2 separate regions of the Mus musculus genome follow, and region 1 is linked to region 2. Evidence: chromatin loops called from intact Hi-C (ENCODE). Cell type or tissue: heart. All regions are shown on one strand. Each heading gives the region's core, and the rest is flanking DNA. Links, peaks and the distances in the headings are about the cores only.

Region 1 (11,481 bases), core at 2,049-10,048, 79 kb before region 2:
GCTTCACCTGAACTAAGCAAAAAAAAAAAAAAAAAAAAAAAAAAAATCACAAGTCCTTGTCAAGAAATATGTGAAGAATCATTATGCAGAGAGAACCCCACCCTTCCCCGACGCCTGAATCCCACTCCCCACCCCCACCCCCCACCCCACATACAGTGATTTTCCATGAGGGCTCCCTTGCCTCTTCATGCTTCTGTGCCTCGCTTTTATGTTTCCTTTGCTTGAGTAACTCCACCCTTGCACCACTTAACCCACCCAGCAAAATCCTTCATATCCTTACCCATCCAAATCAAATGTTCTTTTTTCTTTCTTTTTTTTTTCTTTTTTCCTTCTCTCTCTCTCTCTCTCTCTCTCTCTCTCTCTCTCTCTGGCAATTCTAACACACACACAGAGTAGTGGATTCTGCACCACTGCTGCCTATTCACTGTATGATAAAGTTAGTTTATAAAGAGCCTGTTTCTTTCTGAGGATGGGTCTTGGACTTCATGTGGCCCATTAGGCTATATTCTGACAAGTGATGATGTTTGCAATGTCCTCTGTACCCGGGCATTTAGTGAAGGTTTCTTTGAAGTTGACTGCTATCCCATGGGGTGCTTATCCTTGGTAAACGGTCAGGGTAAGGTGTTGCATCTCATCTTTTTCACGTCTGTGTGTCTGTGTGTCTGTGCATGCGCTCAGGTATCCTTGGAGGCCAGAAGAGGGCATGGGGTCTCTTGGAACTGAAGTTAAAAGCAGTTGTCCGGTGGGCACTGGAAACTGAACTCAGGTCCTCTGGAAGAGCATCGTTTGAAAGAAAATGCCCAAGTCTTCAGGGAAAGCAGCCAGTGCTCTTAAACTCTGTACCTTCTCTGTAGCCCACACATCTCATGTTCAGGGTGGAAGTCCACCTACAGCATCCTCACTTCCTCTGCTTGCCTCCTTCCTCCATGGCTACTTCAAACTTAAAATGAGATTAAAGGCTCACGTTAACTGTTTGATGGTGGTTGTGATTGATTGAAAGCTTATCTGAAACTTAAAATGAAGTGTTCTTCCTTAGCATCAGGCAAGAATAAGATGTCAAGCAACTCTGCTGTTGATAAAGTTGTTTGAATAATGGAATGCTGGCATCCCATATGCATCAGAAGCCATCCTCTCTTTTATTTATTTCAATTGTATGTGTCTGTATGTTTACCTGCATGGAAGCCTGTGTACCGTGTGTGTGTGTGTGTGTGTGTGTGTGTGTGTGTGTGTGTGTGTGGGCGGGCGCGCGCGTGCGTGTGCCTAGTATCTGGGGAGCCCAGAAGAAGGTGTCAGATCTCTTAGAACTAGAATTAAAGATGGTTGTGAGCTACCATATGGATGCTGGGAACTGAACCCAGGTCCTCTGTAAGAGCAGCCAGTGCTCTTAACCACACAGACATCTCACCAGCCCTTTAATGTCTTTTCTCATAGCTCTGATGGCTGGAAGACTGATCTGGGCAGTCAGCATGGTGTAATTCTGGCAAGGGTCTCACAGCCAGTTAACCCACTGGCTCATTGGTGGATTAATCTACCCCTTCAGCCCCCACTCCTTTCACCACCCAACACTGCTACTCTGGGGGCCAAGTATTGAACAAATGAAATTTGGAGAACAAATAACTTGAGTAGCTGTCTACCCAAAAAAATCAAAAGTCCAATAAACTACATCTTTACACTTAACTCAGAAAGACAGGTTTAAAAGAAATGGACAGACAGGATGGTTCTTTATATTTTATATACACTGTATTACAGTCTGTGGTACTATTATTTCCTGAAGGAGCAGTTATAGTCAAGCTGGCTCTACTACAACTTTCCTTGGACTGTGGCAAGATTGGTTTTGGGATGGCCCTGCGACTCTGACTGTTAAAAATAGAAGTGAGTGAGTTCTCATCCAGAGATCTAAGAGCTTGTGTATAACTGCTGTGTTCCATTCTCATTGTTACCGAGGCTACTACGATGAAGTCTGTTTCCACAACTGTAGTCAGCCTGGAAGGAATGAAGACAGTCTAAAGAGATACTTGCATCTCTCATTCTATCTGTCTATTGAAAAAATGGAATCCAAAACAAATGGGAATTTCCCCAGGAATCTCCTGATGGAAGAAGAAAAAGGCCCCTGCCAGAGGGAACTTACTTTCCTGAAACAGATGAGACTAGAGCCCAGACAAGGATGGGTCAATGGGGGATGGGACCACACCTTGATTAGATGTGTTTATCCTTGGCCTCCATTTAAACTGTAATTTCACTTTAGAATGGATTTGGGGAATTCTCTGAATTTCTTTGTCATGCTTTCCAATATGGCTACATTGAATAAGTCTTTCTCTGTCTCTCTGTCTCTCTCTCTTTCTCCTCCTCCTCCTCCTCCTCCTTTCTTTTTTTAATTGGCTTACTGAGAACAGGTGGCTGAACCTGTCTTGGGGCACAGCTTGCAAACCCCAATGCTCCTCCTCCCTCCCAAGTTTGATGACACTATGAAGGACTAAGATGGGCCATGTTCTACCGCCAGTCTTTGGTGAACATACGGAGAAGTATGCTCTCATTGTGTTAGCTGCTAAGATTTGGGACTAATTTGTTACTGAACCATAACTTGGCCTGTCATAATAGAAAATATAAAAAGATAGAACTGTTTCCAAGATCTAAGTCAGAGGGAAAAAATATGATGGCATCTGCAAAACCTAGAAAACCTAAAGCATTATCTCCACCCCATGAGCAAACAATATTATTCATCTTTGTTTCCATCCATGGTGTCTAGGTTACATTCAGACAACTGGTCAACCAACATCCTCCGCTTTAGGACTATATATGTTATCGTATATAACCATTAATGTTTCTCCCTACCAGGAACTCAAATAGACTTTGGATCACACAATCATATTTCCCCAGAGAAATATGGTGGGGTCAACCAAGCCTATGGGGGGGGCACACTTTGGCTCAACTGTCTCTATAGACATCACTGAGCAAACTTTAAATCTATAAAATGTTTAACTTTAAGAAAATTACTGGTGCACATCTAATCACTATCTGATATCCCCAGGCACTCTCTAAGTGCTTAGATGTGTGAACTCGTTCACTCCAACTTATATGACGAAAGCATTACCGCTACCCCCCTTTGTAGGGAATACACAAGGAACATTGCCCATACTTGTGAAGGCCAGATGTAAGCATAAGTGAGGAGACCGAGAACTACACTGTTAACTTTTCTAGATGGAAGCTTGAAAGACATGTACCACAGACGAGCTCCTGAAATGTCTGGGCTGTCTTCACCTTTGCTGTATGATAGCAATGTGAAACATCACAGCCGAGAAGGCAGGGTCAGAGCTCAATGTTGCCAGGCACTTTCTGAACTTCTGTCCTCAGATAACTTAATATCTCGCTCCAGACTCTCAATGCTGCCAGTAAGTGCTGTGTAATCAAGGACGAGCTGGATGACTTCCACCAAGGGTTTTTTTTTTTTTTTTTTTTTTTTTTTTATAAGCTATCAGATCTGAACTTAATTAATCTACAGCCTGTTTTCAGAAATGAGATTCTCTAGTAATCCCAAGAAGAAAATGGTTTCCTTTCCCCTGTTTCCTATGAAAGTTATTATATTTACCAATCATTTAATTTATCAGTGTTTCACAGGCCAGTGACCAACATGAAATTAATCCTGTCTTAGGAAGACTGGGCCTGGGAACAAGGAACAAATTATAGCAGATAGAACAGGGGCTGTGTGGGGGGGGGTTTCTTTGTTTGTTTGTTTGTTTGTTTGTTTGTTTTTTGTTTTGTTTTGTTTTTTAGAGTACCAAAGGCGTTTTCCCTGTGATATTATCCATTACCAAAGAAGAGTGCAGAACATTTTGCTGGTTGCTAAGAATTTCAATGGGCTGAGAATTTTTAGGGCCTTGCTATTTATATGTATGGAGACAGCACAGATGGCTGCCTTCTCCCTTCTTTATCTGTAATACAGATCTATGAAGACGAAGGAAAACAGGAACACCATAGAAATGAACAGAAGTGGGACCAGAAAAGGGCAGCAGAAGATGCCCTGGAAATGTTCTGCATCTGTTAGTGCTCCCTGAACATAAACAAGGTGCTCATGTGGAGCTGACGGTCTGAGACTCAGAAGGGTCTGGTCTCTGGTTTCCGTCTTGAAATACTTAAAGTTTTTATTAGTTGCAGCAAAATACAGGAAACCCTCTCCTCCGTGTTCTTGTAAAGATTTCATTTTTTATTTTATTCATGTGTATGTCTGTGCATAATGTGCATGTGGTGCTCAGGGGGACCAGAAGAGGGAGTCAGATCCCATGGAATCAGAGTTACAGATGGTTGAGTTACCATGTGGGCACTGGGAACTGAACTCAGGTTCTTTGCAAGAGTAGCTCTTAACTGCTGAGCCATTTCTCCAGCTCTAATTCCAGCGTGTATAACAATGTCTTTCATTGCTGGCTTACAAAGTGCAGATACATTGGTTTTGGGGCAAACTGCTCTCCTCATGACACATGGGAGGCCCAAAAGAGAAAAAGGAGTCTCCCTCAAGGATGTGTCCACAATTGTGTAACATCCTCCAACTAGGCTGCACCTCTCAAGAGTCCCATCATCTCCCAAGCATCCTACCAGCACAGACAAAACCTCTACTATACTGATCTTTGAGAATTCTGATCTAAACCATGTCTAGTGAAGGTAAGCCAGGCTGGGACAAGCAGGTCATGCCATGAACCCAGGAGTCCTTCCATGAAAGCAAGACTCAGGTGGCCAGATCTGCAGGTGCCGTGCTGAGTGTCTTTTCTCTTTCTCCAGAACACTCGCTCTGTGACTGTATTCCCTGCCTGCTCTCCTCTGAGCTGGGCAAAGTGTTTTTAAGTCATTATAAACAGTACTGATTTGCAAGAAGCAATAGCCTGTGTGTCTCAAGGGAAAAGTCTACAGTCAAAAAACCCAATGCTTCATAAAAAAAAGGCTTTACAGTGATCTTGTTCCCCTGCAAACAAGGCTCTACCCTGCTGGAGGCTCCTACTTCTCTGAGCGGATCTCTGGCTCCTGACAGTGGGGACCACCTTGGAACTCAAACTCTCTGAGGTGTTCAGAAACACAACTCATTTTTTAAGCTTTCAAGCTCTGCGGCCTTAGCCATTATAGCAGAAGGAAAGAGTGTGTGCAAAGTTATGGAAAAGAAAAAAGCTAAAGCTTGTGGTATGTTCTGAAGTCACTGGAGGGTCGTGGGAGCACGCAGATGCTTCTGTCACTCAGCGCTGATGTTCTGCCTTTGAACTACTAGGGCATTACAGGAGAGAAGCTAATCTTTTGTGGCCAGCACAGCTTGCCTGTGTTGATAAGTGTGATTAACAACACTAAAGTCAAATACATTAGCAAATGCCTTATAGCTGCCAGGAACGCTCATGGCCACCCACGCTTCACAGCTAAATAAGAAACACAAGTTTCAGGAGCCTGGGATTCCTAGATCTGCTGTATGTACATGCCTTCAGCTTTGATTTTCAAGTTGGTTTCAATCAAATCGGAGAGCGCTATTGTTAGAAAGCAGCTACATATAAACTGCCACATGAGGAATGTGCTTTTTTTTTTTTTGTTTGCTTGTTTGTTTGTTTGTGAGAGATGCTTGCTTGATTTTCAGAATCTTCTACGGAATCTGCAGGCTTCTCTAAATTTAAAAGTAGATTTTTAAAAAAAATCTAGAAACTTCTTTACACAACCCAGTGCTTGAGCCTAACCCTCAACCAGAAGTCAAAAGTCAAAGGCTCTCTAGTGGTGAAGCAATAAGTCAGTCAGTGTTCCCAGCAATGGAAAGGGCCCAGCTTGCCCAGGGAGCACCCTGAACCATGTGACCAGAGGCTTTGTTCTTTCTTAACTGAACCTTCATTGGCATGTTAGCTAAAGCAGGCCCTGTGCTTGAGGTGATAGCAGAATTTGTCTTTCTCTGCCCAAGATAAAGGATATCCCTATTAAAATCTTGAAGGGATATAAAATTCAATTCTTACAAGTCCTGGGTCACTAGAGAGTAAGGGAGGAGAGGAGTAGACAGAGTTAGAACCGGGGTGATTGTACATGAAGGGAAGGGTGCAGGTTCCAGGAGGGGTTGATCCTGTCTTTGCCTTAAACACATGAGACTGGCTTGCCCAGGCAGGGAATTTACACTTTCTGCCTCGCCGTGGACTTTCCCTGTTTTGCATGGCTGAATGCCAGAGCTCCAAGTGCACTCCCCACTACGAGGCACCTAAAAGAAACGAAAAGCCAGCTCCACGAAGCACTAGATGTGTACGAGAAAAGCTGACTTGATGGACAGATTCTGTGTGTTTGTTTGTTTGTTTGTTTTTAATCATTATATATACTTTAGGGTCTTTTGAAATGGAAAAACTTTTTATATTAATTTCATGTATGTGAATGTTTGGCTGCCTGTATGTATATATGTATGTATGTTTCTATATTATATGCATGCAGTGTCTGAGGAGGCCAGAAGAGGGCGTTGGACACCCCCCCCCCCCCGAAACTGAAGTTATAGATGGTTTTGAACCACGGTGTGGGTACTAGGAACTGAACTAAGGTCTTCTGGAAGAGCAGCCTGTGCTTTTAACTGTTGAGCCATCTCTTCAACCCCATGAAGTCATTCGTGTACCACAGAGTTTCATTTTCTGACTTTCCATATATACTAGTTAGTTTAGTTGATTCAAGCTAGAGTCGTTTGGAGGGAAGGAAATAATAGTTGAGAAAATGCTGCCACTAGATTTGTCTGTGGTGTGTTTTCATGATCGATGACTGATGTAGGAGGGCCTAGCCCACTGTGGACAGAATGACACCAAGGCAAGAGGTCCTGAGTTGTGTGGGAAAATATTCTAAGCAAGTCATGGGGAACAAGCCAGTGGGCCGCATTTTCCCATGGCCTCTGATCAAGTTCCTGCCTCTAGGTTCTTGCCCTGGCTTCCCTCAGTAATGGACTTACAAGCTATAAGGTGAAATAGACACTCTCCTCCCCGGATTGCTTTTGGTCATAGCCTTTTATCTCAGCAACAGAAACCTAAGACACTGTACCACTACCCAAAGCAGTTGATATTTTGCTGACAAGATTATTTTCAACATGTCGCCCCCTTTCTTTCTGGGTACTCTAAGCCAGCTTACACTGTGTAGTTTGTGGACTTTTACACATATATTATAATAGAAGACATATGTGTCCAATGGAACGTCCTGCAGAGACACAAAACAGCATTGAGAAAGAAAGAAATTTAGTAATGGGAAGGATGGGAAAGCTTGTTTTATGAGTTGAGGAAGGTAAAACACTGACCGTGGGATCTAGGGAGCTGGTCTTTGGAGCACTCTGTTGGCGTGGCTTTGCTTGGTTTTGAACGTTCCGTGACATGCATGGCATGCTACCGAAGTGTGTCTGGTAACACACCTCACCTGGTTCTGCGACCCTAAGAACCACAAGCTGCGACCTGAAGATAGCTTTCAAGATCCTGGAGAGTATGGGAAGTCCCCCAGGCGCCACCTGTGCACATTCCCACCAGCCCGCTGTTCCTGCAGGGCCTAGGTAAACGATCATGGGGTGCCGGCCTCTGGCACACCCCAGCTTTCAGTCGTCACAGCTCTTGGCCTCCATGACCGTAAACAGGACTTGTGACAGTAGAAGACAGCATGTCACATATGGAGAGTAAATGAACAGACGGGTGCTTGTGTATGCGTCTGAGTACTCCCTCAGTCACTGTCTGACCCACTAGGAGATGGGTCAACTGGAGAACAGCACAAGTGTTAAATTACCAGCTTTGGGTGGGATACCACTCCACAGAGGCACAGGCCTGTTTCTAATGGCATTCGGGAGCAACACTACCTCCTTGGCCTGGATTTCCAAGACCCACACTTCAGACTAGGGTAGGTGCTTAGTATCCACAGATCTAAGCTGTGAGCTCGCTTATTTGTTTATCTGAAAAACTCGGAGATACATTGTTCAAAAAACAGAATAAGGCTGAGAACAATAAAAACAAAAACACAAAAACAAAAACAAAAACAAAAACAAAAAAACAACAACCAGATCTCATTTAGGTGGGAAAGAATTCTCTGATAGGCATATAACATGGTTATATATGTGTGAATGTGTATATACGTATATATTTTACATGCATAAAATATGTGTGTTTATATGGGATATCAAGACTCAGCTGTGTGTTTATGTGTAACAAATTCAAGGCATACCAAATTCGTTTGGGGGAAATCATGCAACTAGTAGTTGTAAATAATAAAAATGGTCTGTTAAATTTTTAGTCTGTATTCCGAGGTATTGAGAATTTAAAATGAGTGTTATTTTAAAATTTTGAACATTGAATGTATTATTTTCATTTTAAGACATTCTAAAGAAATATTTCAAATATTGTTTTGTCAGTTTTTTAAATGTGCCTGATGTTCTTTGAAGATAAAAAATAACTCATTAAAAATGAACACTCCATCCTATAGGAGAACTATATATCTTTACATTTAATTATACCCATAGACTATAACAGAGATGTGTGTTATATTTCTAGCATTTGTTTTATTTCTAATTCATTAATTACTTAGCATCTAAAAATCTAATTGTGATCAAAATTAACATCACCTCTTTGGGCTCTCTGGTCAAGCAAAATGGAACTTTTCCTGGCTTTCTTCAATATCACGTGGGTTTCATGTCCCTTCTGTCTAGTAATGAACTAAAGTGACCAACCTGGTCTCACACAGTTGGCCATGAAGAAGTGGTAAGGGTCAGCTACTCCCTTGGAAACCTCACAACCAAATCATACAGATACCCAACAGGTCCAAATCCCTCCACACATACAATGACTTCACTTGTTTACTTGACACAGGATCTTACTCTATAGCGCAGGCTAGTCTAGAGCTCTCTTTGTAGCCCAGGCTGCCCTGAAACTCACTTTGTAGCCTTGCTGGTCTGGAACCTGTAGCAACCCCACCTCGGTTTCCCATGAGCTACCACCGTGGGCTGATTCAGGCAGTACTTAAGCAACCGGGACTGTTATAGCTCATTATCGGGCCATGTGAGGTCCTGGGCTTGATCACCAGCACTGGTAAATTCATAAATAAACACATACCAAATCAGTTCCTATGAACTGTGTGCAGACTTAAAGATGCCCCAGCTGTTTGCTTTCCTTTTAGATGTTTCAACCACAGCTGGAGGCCAACGCCGAGATCCCAGCAGCAGATTCTATTACCCTGGTAGACAGGATCTCAAGCAAGCAGAGTCCCTTGGACCTCAGGGCTGGGCAAAGACCATTAGATTTAGACAAAGTCATGATGGTGACCATCAAACAGGCAAAGACTTCCCTGGACTTTCACATTGCAGTGTGTAGAATTATTTAATGCCAGCCAGGGGTTTCTACCCCACCTTTGGTATTTAAGTTCCCGGATGAAAGACACACACAGCCTTTATACTTACAATAAGCCTTAAACAGCACACTAGCCAGGCGGCTGCCTACCCTCCATGTTGTTAGAATCCATTTCCCTATCGATAACCCTTGAGTTATACTTATTATTTACTGTTTCATCTGGGCTGCTCTTAACTCCTTCCAGCCAGTCCTCAGGGCTATGTTTTTGTGGCTCACCTAACCCATGGTGGCTTCTTCTTCCTCCTCTTAACCAATTGAGGTTTCTCCTTGTCATCTCCTCTGCTACCAAACCCGTGTATCCTAAACCCCACCAGTGTCTCTTCTGCCCAGATATTGGCTGTTGGCATCTTTATTTACCAATTAGAAATGACTTGGGGGCAAGGTTACTCAGTGCCTACATGCATGCAGACTCACTGGTCTTTGGGGGCCCAAAATTAGCATTAGAATACAAGCAGCATTAGGCCAACCCACTACACTGCAGTATTTTTAGCTAGTCAATAATCTGAATACTCCAGTTCTACTCAGCACACTCTTAGTAGTCAAGCTTTCTGCCCATCAAAATCCATTTCTGAAGCTCTGAATCTGGGTGTATGGGGGAGGGAGAAAGGGGGAGGGGGAGCTGTTTATAGAGAGATGGTAACAGCAATACTGGCAACACCCTCCTATCGAGTACAGATTTCCAACTATAGAATGAGTTGCCAACTTGGAACCCTTGGTTAGATGTGCCCTGTATCCTAAGTGAGACTAACGTAACTTGAGATTGCAGGTGTTCAGACATTTAAAGATAGTTACCGGCAAGCACTGCAATCAGCTGTTCCTATAGAAAATTCTTAGGTTTGTAAAAAAAAAAAATATAGCTTGAATCCAATTCAGTCTTTTTGGTCCTAAGTAATGTTTTCAAGATGCTGCTAGTGGTGTGACAAACAGCAGGTATTGGAAGTGTTAGCCAAGCTCTGTTGTGAGCACTTTCTGTATAATAGCCTACTTATCATGTGCGACAGCCCTTCCAGGGCCACTGTTGTTATCCCACTCACAGAGATCACAAGTCACTTGTCCAGAGTCACAGGACTTGCCTTGCTTCCTGTGACTTCGCCCCAGCCCCTCCTTCTGGTCCATCCTTCTCCATCAAGCATAAATGACTTCTGGGTTCTCCTGTTCCCCACCAGAGTCGCTGTCTCTCTTCAGCCCTCTCTGCTCTCTTTCTATCCCTCAATGTTCCCATATCTTGCTTTTAGATAGCAGCAGTTTAACATCTGTAATTCAGACATCCAAAATCTAAACGCTCTTCAGTGCCACTGATAGAAAGTTCCACACCGTGAAACTTTGTCTCCAGCACAAAACTATCAGAAGGATTACATAAAAAATAGAGGCCACGGGTATGATGAGTATATGAGACATAAATGAAATTTGTATTTAGACTTGGGTCCCATACACAGGATATCTCATGAAAAACATATACAAGTACTTTAAAATCTGAAACAGCACTGTGCAAAGATACTGGGTAGCAGCATATGTCCTTGTGAACTGGCTGTTGTCGAGAGCTGGAGGCACCCATCCTCAGTGGTGAGTAGTATATGTGCTTTGTACGTTGTAACAGTAGAGAGGTATCGGTCAGAAAATTCTCTTATTCTAGATGAGAGTAGCCCTTCAGATGAGGAGCAAGACAGACACATTTTGAGTTCTGATAAAAGTAGATGTGGAGCTTCCCAACATCTTTTTTTTTTTTTAAGATTTATTTATTTATTTTATATTATATGTGAGTATGTTGTCGTTGTCTTCAGAAACACCAGAAGAGATCATCAGATCCCATTACAGATGGTTGTGACCCAACATGTGGTTCCTGGGAATTGAACTCAGGACCTCTGGAAGAGCAACTAGCTAGTGTTCTTAAGGGCTGAGCCATCTCTCCAGCCCTCCCAAGGTCTTTTGACAAGAACATAGACAGCGTTGGAGTGAGGTGCCATACAGGGTAGGCAGCAGGAACCCCCCTATTTCCTCTGCTTCCTCTTAGCCTGGAATACACAGCTGTGCAGCCAGATTTCCAGCACACGGCCCTGGTGTAGGAGGGACCCCTTGACTCAGAAACTTGCTTCTTGCTAGCCACAACAAGCAAGGGCTTGCAACTCCATTTAGG
Region 2 (11,481 bases), core at 2,407-10,406:
GCCGTGTCAGTATCTATGACAATGTCCCCAGCTCGCACCTGTATGCCAGCACAGGAGATCTGTTGGACCTGGAGAAAGACGGCCTCCTTCCACAGCTGGATGACATCCTACAGCATGTCAATGGCATACAAGAGGTAGTGGATGACTGGTCAAAAAACATCTTACCCGAACTGCAAAGTCACAGCACATTGGCAGGGGATCCTGGTCTGTCCCCATTCCCATCTCCCAATCAGGTCACTTTAGATTTTGAAGGCAACTCTGTCTCAGAAGGTCGGACAACACCTAGTGATGTGGAAAGGGACAGGACTTCTCTGAATGAATCGGAGGCCACTGGGGTCAGAGAAAGAAGGGATTCTGGTGTGGGGGCCTCTCTGACCAGACCAAACAGGTGGGTCATGTGCTGTTATAAAGTTATGCTGCTTCTGTTTTATAGGCTGTAAGCTGGATTCTATTTACTTTGTTATTACTTTGTATGTGTATGAATGTGTACCTGCATGTATGTATGTACACCATGTGTCTGCAGTACCCTCACAGGTCAGAAGAGGGCATCAGATCCCCTAGACCTGGAATCACAGATGTTTGTGAGCTGCTGTTGTGGATGCTGAGAACCAAACCCAGATCCTATGCAAGAGCACCCAGTGCTTTGAGCCGCTGAACTGCCTCTCCAGCGTCTTTGCTTATTCCCTTAGCAAAGACAGACTGTTTCTATGATCACCTGTGGCTATGCTAAGTAACACATATGGTTAGGAATTATTTCAGCAGAGTTGTTTTTATAGACATGGCCAGAAAGACTGAATCCATGTCAGTACACATTCATCTCTGTGTTTATCCTTTATTTCAAACTTAGTTTTGTTGAAGACAAATCCAAGCAATCAGGCAGGGGCATCACAGACAGCCGTAGTCCAGGCTCTGTGCACACATTTTATTTTTTATTCTGTGCAATAGATCTAAGGTATGTTTATGCTTTGTGTCTGCTCTTTGCTTTTAAGTTACTGCCCCCTAGAAAACGAGCCAAGGAGATCTAACTCACGGAGCCAATAGCACTGTGTGTGTCACTGGGGTACTTGCTGAGGCATTGATGTACTGTAGGATGCATTGGTGTGTCGTCTGTGCCTGTCACCTTCAGATGCCATCTCAGCACAAAGGACAGGGAGGAGGCAGGCACAAAAAGTGGGAAATACTGTAGCACCTCAATGTTTCAAAATATCTCTCACGCTCTCTCTCTCTCTGTCTCCCCCTCTCCCCTTTCCCTTCCTCCCTCTCGCTTTCCCTCCCCTCTCTCCCTCCCTTTCTCCCTTTCTCCCCTCCCTTCCTCCCCCTCCCTCTCCTCCCTCTCTCCTCCCTCTCCTCTCTCTCTTTCTCTCTCCTCTCCCTTCCTCCCTCTCCCTCTGCTCTCTCTCTCTTTTTCTATGCCCCCTCTGCTTTATGTCTCTGTCTCTTTGTCTCACTATCTAGTCCATCTCTCTGTCTCTCCATCTCTCTCACATGTCTCATTCGTGTGTGTGTGTGTGTGTGTGTGTGTGTGTGTGTGTGAATGACTGACTGATATCCCTTATTTAAATCCCAAGTTGAAACAGTCGATGTGCCCCATTCTGGGTCTATACAGCTTGCTAAGTCCACAGCTCTGTCCTTTTTGTTCATTTAGTGCTGGGATTTTTCTTGGCTCAGAAACTCCTAAAGTAGCCATTCTTACCTAAAGGCTAGCTTGAGCTTCCCAGTTACCATCCGCCAGGTGACTGGTAGCCCTGATCATCTGTTTCAGACGACTAAGGTGGAGCAGCTTCCAGCTCTCACACCAGCCCCAGCCGTCTCCAGCCACCCCGCACATCAGCAGCCAGACGGCCGCCCAGCTGAACCTGCTCCAGCGCTTCTCCCTACTTCGTCTTACGGCCATCATGGAGAAGTACTCTATGTCCAACAAGCACGGCTGGACCTGGTACGTAACATGTCTGCAGGGGGTCATGTGTTCAGAGCTAAGTGTGCGCAGTTGCAAAAGACCGCCAGTGTTTATATTTTGGTGTCTGGAGAACGGAGCACTGTCTGAACTACCCTCTCCTGGAAACTATGGAGCCTTCTGCTTGTCATCTGCCCTCTGGGCAGCAGGGGAGGGGAGTGGGGGAGCTGATGAAGCACACAGGAAACATGGCTTTATTTGTAGCTCTCAGCTGGTTTCCAGGGAAGGGAGTCAGGTTCTGAGAAAGAAACGAGGCCAGTAATGAGTGATAAATTGTGTGAACAGGGGAATCAGAAATAAACCTGCCATAAAATATTGCTGGCAGTTTGTAAAGAAACATCTGTCACTTGTACCTTGTGGCCTGGCACAGAATGCACCCTGACAGCATCGACTCACTGATTCTTCAAGTACATTTGTGCTTTCATTGGCGAGTAAAGATGAGATTACGCAGTACAATCTTTGGAATTAAGGGCCCGATAGAGTCAACATTGTATGCCGACCTATTTTGGATAAATGATTGTGTGGTTTGAAAAACGTAAAGTGTTGTGTCATATGATATGTGTAGAAGAATTAATGTTGTGTTTATAAAAATGTTTTCAAAGGTTATAAATTGTACGGTCAAATCAATATATGTAAGTGTGTTAAAACTCCCTTTAAAATGTAGATCTGGCTCTAGAAAACTAAAGACACAGCCAAGAAAATCTGGCTCAACACCCCCACACGCCAACCTCAACCAAATTTGTTCTTCCTCTGGTAAATCTTGCATAGATTTTGTTATTCCCTCCCCCAACTGGGGTGTTTTAAGTGTTCGCTACACAAGAGCTGTTTCAATCATAATTAAATTGAAAACTTGCCCACCACCCCCAACTTGAAAACAGAGAGCCACAAAGACAGTTTTCCAACGTGAATCATGGTGTTTAACAGAAATGACACGTAGGCAAGGGCCACATCTAGAGTGCCACAGACTATGAATGATGTAGGAAAGGTTGAATTCTGCCTTTGCCTCTGAAGTGTTCCAACAGGAGCTTGGCCTCCCTCTCGCTTGCTTCCACAGCCTGTCTGCACAGAGCGCCCCAGGGGCCTTGCATGACCTGGTTTCTGTGAATTCCAGGTCCGTTCCAAAGTTCATGAAGAGGATCAAAGCTCCTGACTACCGAGACAAGGCTGTCTTCGGTGTTCCGCTCATAGTCCACGTTCAGAGAACAGGACAGCCCCTGCCTCAGAGCATCCAACAAGCACTGAGGTATCTACGTAGCAACTGTCTGGATCAGGTAGAGTGGTAAATCCCAAACACGGGCTTGGGGTGAGGGGATGGCAGACTGAGTCGGGCCTGTCTGGTACAAGGCCTAGCCAACCAAGCATAAACAAGCACAGCACAGAGATCTTTAAGGACACAATTTAATGTGGCCCAGATACGTCCCTGTCTAGCTTTTGATGATGTTCCTCCTTAGCTAGTTGAGTGACACCCTGGTTGGTCAAAGGAAATTGCTGTTGATACTTTGTATCTGTAATGTCTAACTTACACTTCCTTGAAATCTGGAAGTAAGCAATTGGTGGCTCTGTATTTTAAATTATTATTCCAGTGCTACTATTCACTCCACAGCGTTATTTTATCAGTTACATTGTTTTGGGGGGAAAATGAATTTAGTTCTATTTCTCCCCTTATTAATTTCTCAAAGCAGCACAACATGCCAAACAGACTTGTTCACATTTTTTTTAATTCACATGTAAAATGTAAAAGGTCCGTCAGCTAACCCACAGAGCCCCTGGCCTCAGAGCTGACAGGGAAGCTCGAGGGAAGGAAACACTCAGATCACTGTGTACCTCCAGGATGGTTTGAGAACCATCATGATGGTAGGCTCTGTGCGAATGAGATCCATCCCATAATATACACAGCTCCTCCCTATTACCAACCATTCCTTTCTTCTGTGCTCTGTCCCAAAATAAGGACCACACTCTCACTCCACAGACTGCCCCCTGGCACAGCCGCGTTTCCAGCTTTTGTTCAGCACACTAGTTGGGGGGGGGGGGGCAACACATCGGTCTTCTCAGTTGTGTTTGTTGATTTGCCCTTGTCTGTGGGCTCAATGGGCCAGAAGGGGCTAAGCTCCATGAACTCAGAGATCTCGGCTCCTGACACTTGCAGAGATATCAAAACACAGCAGGTACTTAAATCACGATGACCCCTCCATGAACTGAGCGCCATTCCCAGGTGTCTTTGGTTAAACCTGGCTAGTGACCTCCTTTGACCTTTATTATCTAGAGAATATACAGATACACATTTTCTTCATATTTTCATGGCTACAGGGCTACTATTTTGGATATTTGGGTAGATGGCTGATTTTGTTTTCTACATAAAACATCTGGCATTTATTGTAGCATTTTGGTAGGGTAAGTCAATGAATCTGGTTGCTGACATGTAATTACTTTCAGTTGCAATTGTACCATGAATACACATACGTATATAAGAATTAGCCTTTTATAGGTGTTTTACTGAGAGACCAGGTCACCAGCAGTAACGGAGAAGACTCGTTTCAGACAGCTATGCTAAATCCTGTTCTCTTGGCCTCGATGTCTCTCACACACACCCAAGGGAGGCAGCATCGACACCCTGGTCCCCACAGGGAACCAGCATCTCCTACAACTAACTTCACTTCTCACAGTTAGAAGGGCTTTTCGTCATTGGTGTGATGCTGACCCTCTGTAGCCCTCATTAATAAACCCACTGTCAAGATCCTGTTGATGACATTGGCCACTGTGTCATGTAGCGCCCTTTCTGTGAGAATGAGAGGAAGAACCCCCCTTGCCCCTGGCTTTGGTCCTTGAGAACCATGTTTCTTTTGGCCCGCTGGCCTGTGTTTTGTATCGCAGACTCCAAGTTCATCTAACTGGGTGTGTTTTCCTCTCTGTAGTGCCTGCTTGAAAGCTCAAAGCCAAATGCATATTCCACTATAGGAAATGTAGATACCTCTTCGGGGCACAAATTCCTTAGTTGTGGCCCTCTTCCCAACTTATTAATCCTTTTTAATTTTTATTTGTTGTTGTAATTTCCCTTTCTGGTCTCTTTCAACTAACCTTTTATAGATCACTACAAGTCTTATTCTTTCTTGAACTAGTTTGGATATAAATAAGTGAATTGCAGTGCCCCTGGATAGAAAACACCACCCCACGCCATGGATTCATAGTGATGTCTGTACTTAAATCACTCCTCTGATTGGTCTCATCTCCCTTCTGCAGCCAAAACTGTAGACATGAAGTCCTAGGAAGAGAAGGGAGTGGACATACCGACCCTCTTCAGCCCCATTAGACTATCTTCTTCCCTGTATCAGTCTCAAAGAGTTCCGTGGTGGGAAAAATGTGTGCAGAGCTCTGTAGGAAAAGGTCCCTGACAGGGACATAGATACTGACAAGCCATATAGCCCGACTGGGGAAGCACTGGTGCTTCTCTTGCGTCATTAAAAAAAAAAGAAGCAGAAACAGCTGTGGGCTGTCCAAAGGAACATAGCTACTGCCTTGTGTATGGCCTTCCCTTTGCATGTCACGTATAGGGGAGTACACAGACAGTGCCTCCGTGTGGCAAAGAGGTGACAGAAGAGCGGGCAACAAGAAAACTAGAGAAGCAGGAAGCCAGGAGAATCGGTAGTGGGGGAAGACTACCCTAGAGATCTACAGCAAACACAAACTAAAGACAAAGAACAGGAGGCGGGGCTAGGAAGGGGAAGGAGGCAGGGCCAGGAAGGGGAAGGGAAACAGAAGTCCTTTCTCTGCCCTGGGTATCCCATTGGAATTGAAATTCACTTCTGCACAGGGCCTTGCACTCTCAACCCAGGATTGTGGGAGACCAGGAATACCACCACCCCCACACATCCTTCCTGTAAGCCACATTCCATGGGAACCATCTTCCAAGACTTCCATGAAGCTCTGACATTGAGCAGAGTGGGAGGTGGGGGTCCCTTCCCTGAAGGCTAAACACTCGAACATCAGCACTCATCAGAAGGCTGTCAAAGCCAGCCAGCAGCACAGAACCCTAAAACATTGCCAGCACTCACTTCCCACACTCCCCAGCATACTGCAGTTTATGTATGAAGAAGTACAGCATATCCATTTTCACCCTCGCAGATGGCTGCAGATGAAGTGAAGAGGTTTAGCCTTCAATTGCCAGCCATTTGTATTCGACATGGTGGCTTGTGAGACCAGCCTTGCTTTGTTGTGTGAGCTTTCACATCTGTCTTAAATCACCCACGCACCGCCGCAGCTCAGGTTATCTCTGGCTACTGATAAATACGAAGCTCCTGCAGTGAAAGGCTAAACCAACACCGCGCACGCGCAGAATCGCTGCCCATAGCACACACTACTTTATGACTCTTGCTTTCTGAATAAAGCCAACCTTTCTTCATTAGCTGAGGCCCATTTCTAAAGAAGAGGAAATGGAAGTCTTGATAAACATCATTAAGCCCTGCAAGGATTAGCATAAACAGGATGCCAGGGAGGAGATTTAATACTATTTAGATGAAATTTGAATTCTAATGCAGCACTCTCGCCCAGCCACTCCTTATAATGGAGCCGCAAGATTTAAAAGCCTAATAATTCTGGGAAGACACTTCATTTCCAGGGGAAGAGTTCTGTAACCTGCCGCCTGCACATCACCTTGTCGGCTGACTACCTGAGACAGGATGAAGGATGATCTGGAACCTTCCACAGAAACTGCTATTTGAGCCCAGGCTTTTAGGTAGCTGGGGATCGAAAACAAAAGGGAAAAAGGGGTGGAAGTAACCCAAAGGAGCACTTGAAACTCAACCTTTGGTCATTCGGCGGGGAGCTCGCAGGCAAGAGAGGTGCTCCTGCAGGGGGCGCTCCTGCAGAGGGTTCTTCATGGCTAAGCACCTTGTGCCTCCTGAGGAGAGCAGTGGAGATTGTAAAGAGCAGGCCTGCGGTGTAAATTCTGGGACCCAGTATAAAATCAAAGAGTACGATTTCTTGTTCATTTCTACTTTCATTTTTCAAAAGGGTTTAGTCATTTTTATCTTAAGTGCATGAGTGTTTTGCCTGCAAGTGTGTCTGTGCGCCACAGTGCATGTCCGGTGTCCACACAGGCCAGAAGAGGGCATCAGAGTCCCTCTAGAACTGGAATTACTGAAGGCCATGAGCTCCCATGTGGGTGCTGGGAGCTGAACCCAGGCACTCTGCAAGCTCCAGCCAGTCCTCATTCATATACGTGTGAGACTCTCAACTCTGACAACAGAGCATTAAACAGACTGAAAGACCCAGGTTACCTCTCAACCACAATGAGTATCAGAACAAACAAAACACTTTCTGTTCTTAGAACAAAGTATCTTAGGTCCAACATGCAAATGTACTGGAAGCTTTGCTACAAAGAAATGGCTATTGGCAATTAGTGTCTTTCACAGTTCAGAGATGGCCTCTCTTAGACTCCACACTACTACATCTTTAGAACTATTGTCTTACTGTGCCCAGTCACTGCTGACTGCCACTTCAGAAACCCAATCCTAAACCGGTCAGGGGTTCCCCACTTCATTCATGGAGAAGCAGCTAAGAGTCAGACAACAGAAACTCCTAAGTTTGTTTGTTCATCACCTCGCTGCTGTCCCTTGGAAGACTGCGTTTCTTGGGCCATTCTTAGGTTCTGTACCTAGAATCTGGTCTGGTTTTTTTAAATCATTTTGTATTTACCAAGCTTAGGAAAGCCCTTTCCTTCTAGGCTTCCAATACAGTCCACAGAACCCAGAGCTGTTTCCCACCTCTCCTGGAAGGTGAGGGTAGAACAGGAGGTTTCTGTCAGAATGAAGCAGAATGAATAGTTTCCCAATGACCCGGCCTGACCCCCTGCAGGCGGCTCAGTCAGAAGGCTCAGAGCCTGCAGCTAGAAAGCCCCAGATAGATTTGAAATAATAAAGATCACAGTGTTTTCCAAAAGAAGAAACTTGAGATCTGAACAATTCAAAGAAGGCGCCCATCCAGGATGTACACATGTACAGACTCACAAAGAGCCACAGGACACAGTGGGCCAACGGAGTGGGCTGGGCAGTACAACTAAAACATCCCTTTTGTAGACTCTCTTCCATGCTCCTCTGCTTGGGGGGGGGGGGGGGGTTGGGAAAGGGGGAAGAATTCCTTTCAAATGACATAAATAGTTGTGAATCACACTTAAGAATACACCCTCGGGGCACTGTGACCCAGTGCAGCACAGCTCTGAGGTATACACAGTCTGGAGCCTCCTTCCAGAAGTACGGATGTAAACAAACTGAAGCTGTATCCCCTTTCAATAAGCACCTGCCTCGCAGCTTGACTTCTTTCTTCCTTTCTCTTTTCCTGTCCTTTTAACAATGCCTACTTTCTTCCTGTGCACTGTGATGCAATTTGAAATACTTGCCAGATCGGGGAAAATAAATGTTCTTAAGACTGGTTGTGGAGAATCACCCAAATATAGCTAAACGTGGCATTTTCTAGACACTGCAGACTTGGAATGAAGTAACTAACACATTAAGTAGCAATCTGCCTGGATATCTTGATCTGTGGAATTCAGTGATAAGCCCAGGAATGCAAAGAGCTTTTCTTGAGAATTCTGTTCTTATGACCACAGAATGTACCCGTGTTTAATTTCCCCTGTGATCTATGCAGCTGACATGTACAGACTCCAACTGTCCTCTAATGGCTTGGAATTCTCCCCATGTTCCTGTAGTTTTTTTTTTTTTTCTTTTCTCTTTTTTTTTTCCCAAGTTAAGGTTGCTTTCATCTATAGCAACAAGCAAGAGACACCAGGGCATGGCAACCATACACATGTATTTCTCTGGGTATCTATGAGAAAGAGAAATGACCACTGGCCACTGATTACTGGTCTGGCTACTCAGAAACATTCCACCTTGCTCTTAAAGAAGTGAGCTAATCTGTATGCCACTGGGGAGCGAGGAGAGTGGAGAGCAGAAACTCAAAGTCTGGGTGTCGAGAACATGGTGCCTTGATATTGAGGCCCAGGATCCCAGGAAACCTCAGCTGTGGTTTGGATAGGGCAAGTCCTGGGTGAGAGGGCGCTAGAGGTGCTGAACCTAACCTACGCGTTCATTGTTCAACTCACTCATCCCTCTTTGGGTCCTTATTGCTCTGTTAGGAAGCAGTCAAACTGCTAAAAGTGAGAGGTTGGGATGGGGTGTAGGAAAAGGGTCTGGGATCTCAATAAGATAGCCACATACTCCATAGTAGGCAAGGTGACAAGGAAAGAAAGTTACTTCTGCTGGAGCATTTACAGCTACACTGAAATGGGCACAGTGTTCCCATGCCTCACTGTCAGTAAGAGATCAGCCTCACATTCTTACGCCACCGGCTGGTTTAAACCAGTACAGCTGATGAGCAGAGCACAAATCCAACCTCGAGCACATACTTGTGTTTCCTCAAGTGCTGACCCTGGAGGAACTGGAATTTCTACCAAGCGTCTTCTTCTTCATACTTTTTAAAAAATAGAAGCTTCTCTTCCCTCACAGGACATTTCTTTTAAATTTTCCCACATACGGTACTATCTATAAAAGGCCACCCAGGAGGGAGTCATGTTCCTCCCCAACTGATCATGTAAAGTTCCGGCAGAATGTGAGAAACACACATTGCAGGTGCCACATATTCCAAAGAAAGGAAATCAAATGAGACGCTCAGAATACAGGCTTATACGATTTTGTTTTAGGAGCCATTCCCCAAAGGGATACTTCCAGTCTCTAAACACATTATTTTGATTAAATCTCCCATAGTGGGGTAGAGGGAAACCTATATCAAAATTCTCCCATGAAAGTTCAAATGTTAAAAGACAGGGAAGTTTTTCCCTTCTCTGCTCACTAATGACTCCTAGAATAAGAATGCTTTCTATGGATACTTGTTGAAAAATAAATAAATAAAATTACACCATCTGCTATCACAAGAGTTTCCACTGTAGTTCTGTGGGGTGGGATATCATCCACATCTCTCTTTGATATGAAAGGGAACCAATACTTGACTGTTACCTAAAGTAGCTATCCTAGAAATTCAGAATTATTGAGCTAGGATAGACTCCCAGCTCCCCAAGTCCTGGCCCCAGGCTACCTCTTCACAGCCAAAATTCCTACCCCAAGAAGTTGTGAGGAAAAAGGAGACCCAGCTTATGACGTTTCCCTGTGGCTCATTGCAGGTGGGTCTTTTCCGCAAGTCAGGAGTGAAGTCTCGAATCCATGCCCTCCGTCAGATGAATGAGAACTTCCCTGACAATGTGAGCTATGAAGACCAGTCTGCATACGACGTGGCAGATATGGTGAAGCAGTTCTTCCGGGACCTCCCTGAGCCCCTGTTCACCAACAAGCTCAGCGAGACCTTCCTCCACATCTATCAGTGTAAGTACCAATAAAACAGTGTAACAGCTGTCAAAAGGATAGTATTTCAAAGATTCATTTACTATGTCTGCATGAGTGTATATGCACCACATGCATGCAGTACCCAGAGAAGCCAGAAGAGGATGTCAGATGCATTGGAACTAGAGTTACCCATGTTTGTGAGCCACCATGTGGGGAGCTGGGAACTGAACTATGCTCCTCTGTGAAAACAGTCAACACATTTAGCTGCTGAGCCACATCCCCAGCCCTGCAAAAGATGGAATTTTAATTATACAAGTAATCCATGAATCTGTGAAGAAGTGTATAAAAGTGACAGATCTACCTCTTCAGAAATATCCATTGCTCAGTTTGCTATGGACATCTCTGTGTCATTCTTTTTATGTGTCTGAAAATACCTTCTCAATATTAATATATGCCTACTTTTTTTATAATCTCAAGCTAATTTCCAGTGCACTAATTATTCTAATATATTTAAAGCATAAAAGGATCCAATAGAATTTAGTGTGTGAGTGTGTGTTAAACCTGCCTTACTCTTTTGAAAGATAAACATTCAATTTGATACAAAATTTGATAGAAGATTCAGATTCAAATGTAATATAAGGCTGAAAGTGAGCAGGAAAGCAGATACAACATTTCAACCAGCGAAATGAAGCAAATCAAATCAAGGTCACACCTTCATTCGACTAACTCATATTTTCATCTGGAAGATTTTAAGTGATGTTAAATCAGTAGTTCTTCAGAAAGCCACTATAGCTAAAGTAGTAATGAGAAGAGCAATTGATTTAAAAGCCCATTCTGCTAAATGTAGTTATAAAGGCAGACGTTAGGAATGAGCATGCAGGTCTTTTTTCTAAGGGATAATGATGTCATTACAAATTGGCAATCAGCTTCATGGCCCAAGTATCAGTTCTTAGGGGGGAATTACTCCAGTCCACAGACTTTGATTTTTGCATCAAAATATGGCTCAACGGGGCCATGAGATGGAATTGATCCAGTCTGAAGACCCCTACTGTAGAGACTCTGTACCAAATGTGTTTAAGAAGTGTATAATAGTACAAATTCAGAGAGTGCTTTAAGTGCTACCTGTGAAAACAGAATAAAGGGCTGACACACTAAATGAATATGATTTTGTCAGAGTGAATAGACTAAGCTGAATTAATG

What was found. Peaks named below come from ENCODE experiments on the same cell type or tissue, not always from the same donor. Only the 100,000 strongest peaks of a DNase experiment are listed, where the experiment ranks them.
Region 1: a loop joins it to region 2, with 2.4 times the contacts of the local background. A loop is called at or near these places in 8 of 42 quality-filtered maps.

The regions. Positions count from the first base shown.
Region 1 is chr5:151,129,949-151,141,429 of GRCm38, reverse strand. The region is part of intron 1 of Stard13 (StAR-related lipid transfer (START) domain containing 13); the gene reads left to right. Among named protein-coding and RNA genes, the nearest start is that of Stard13, 55 kb to the left of the region's middle. In heart, for the core only: CTCF peaks have their summits at 4,257 (motif pointing right) and 6,397 (motif pointing right); no DNase peak of the experiment used is centred there.
Region 2 is chr5:151,051,203-151,062,683 of GRCm38, reverse strand. It overlaps Stard13 (StAR-related lipid transfer (START) domain containing 13), which reads left to right. Exons shown (of 14, transcript NM_146258.2): 5 at 1-388; 6 at 1,763-1,936; 7 at 3,066-3,225; 8 at 10,122-10,320. Among named protein-coding and RNA genes, the nearest start is that of Kl, 100 kb to the right of the region's middle. In heart, for the core only: CTCF peaks have their summits at 5,525 and 6,809 (motif pointing right); DNase peaks (open chromatin) are centred at 4,763 and 5,653; H3K4me3 peaks cover 389 bases; H3K27ac peaks cover 1,226 bases.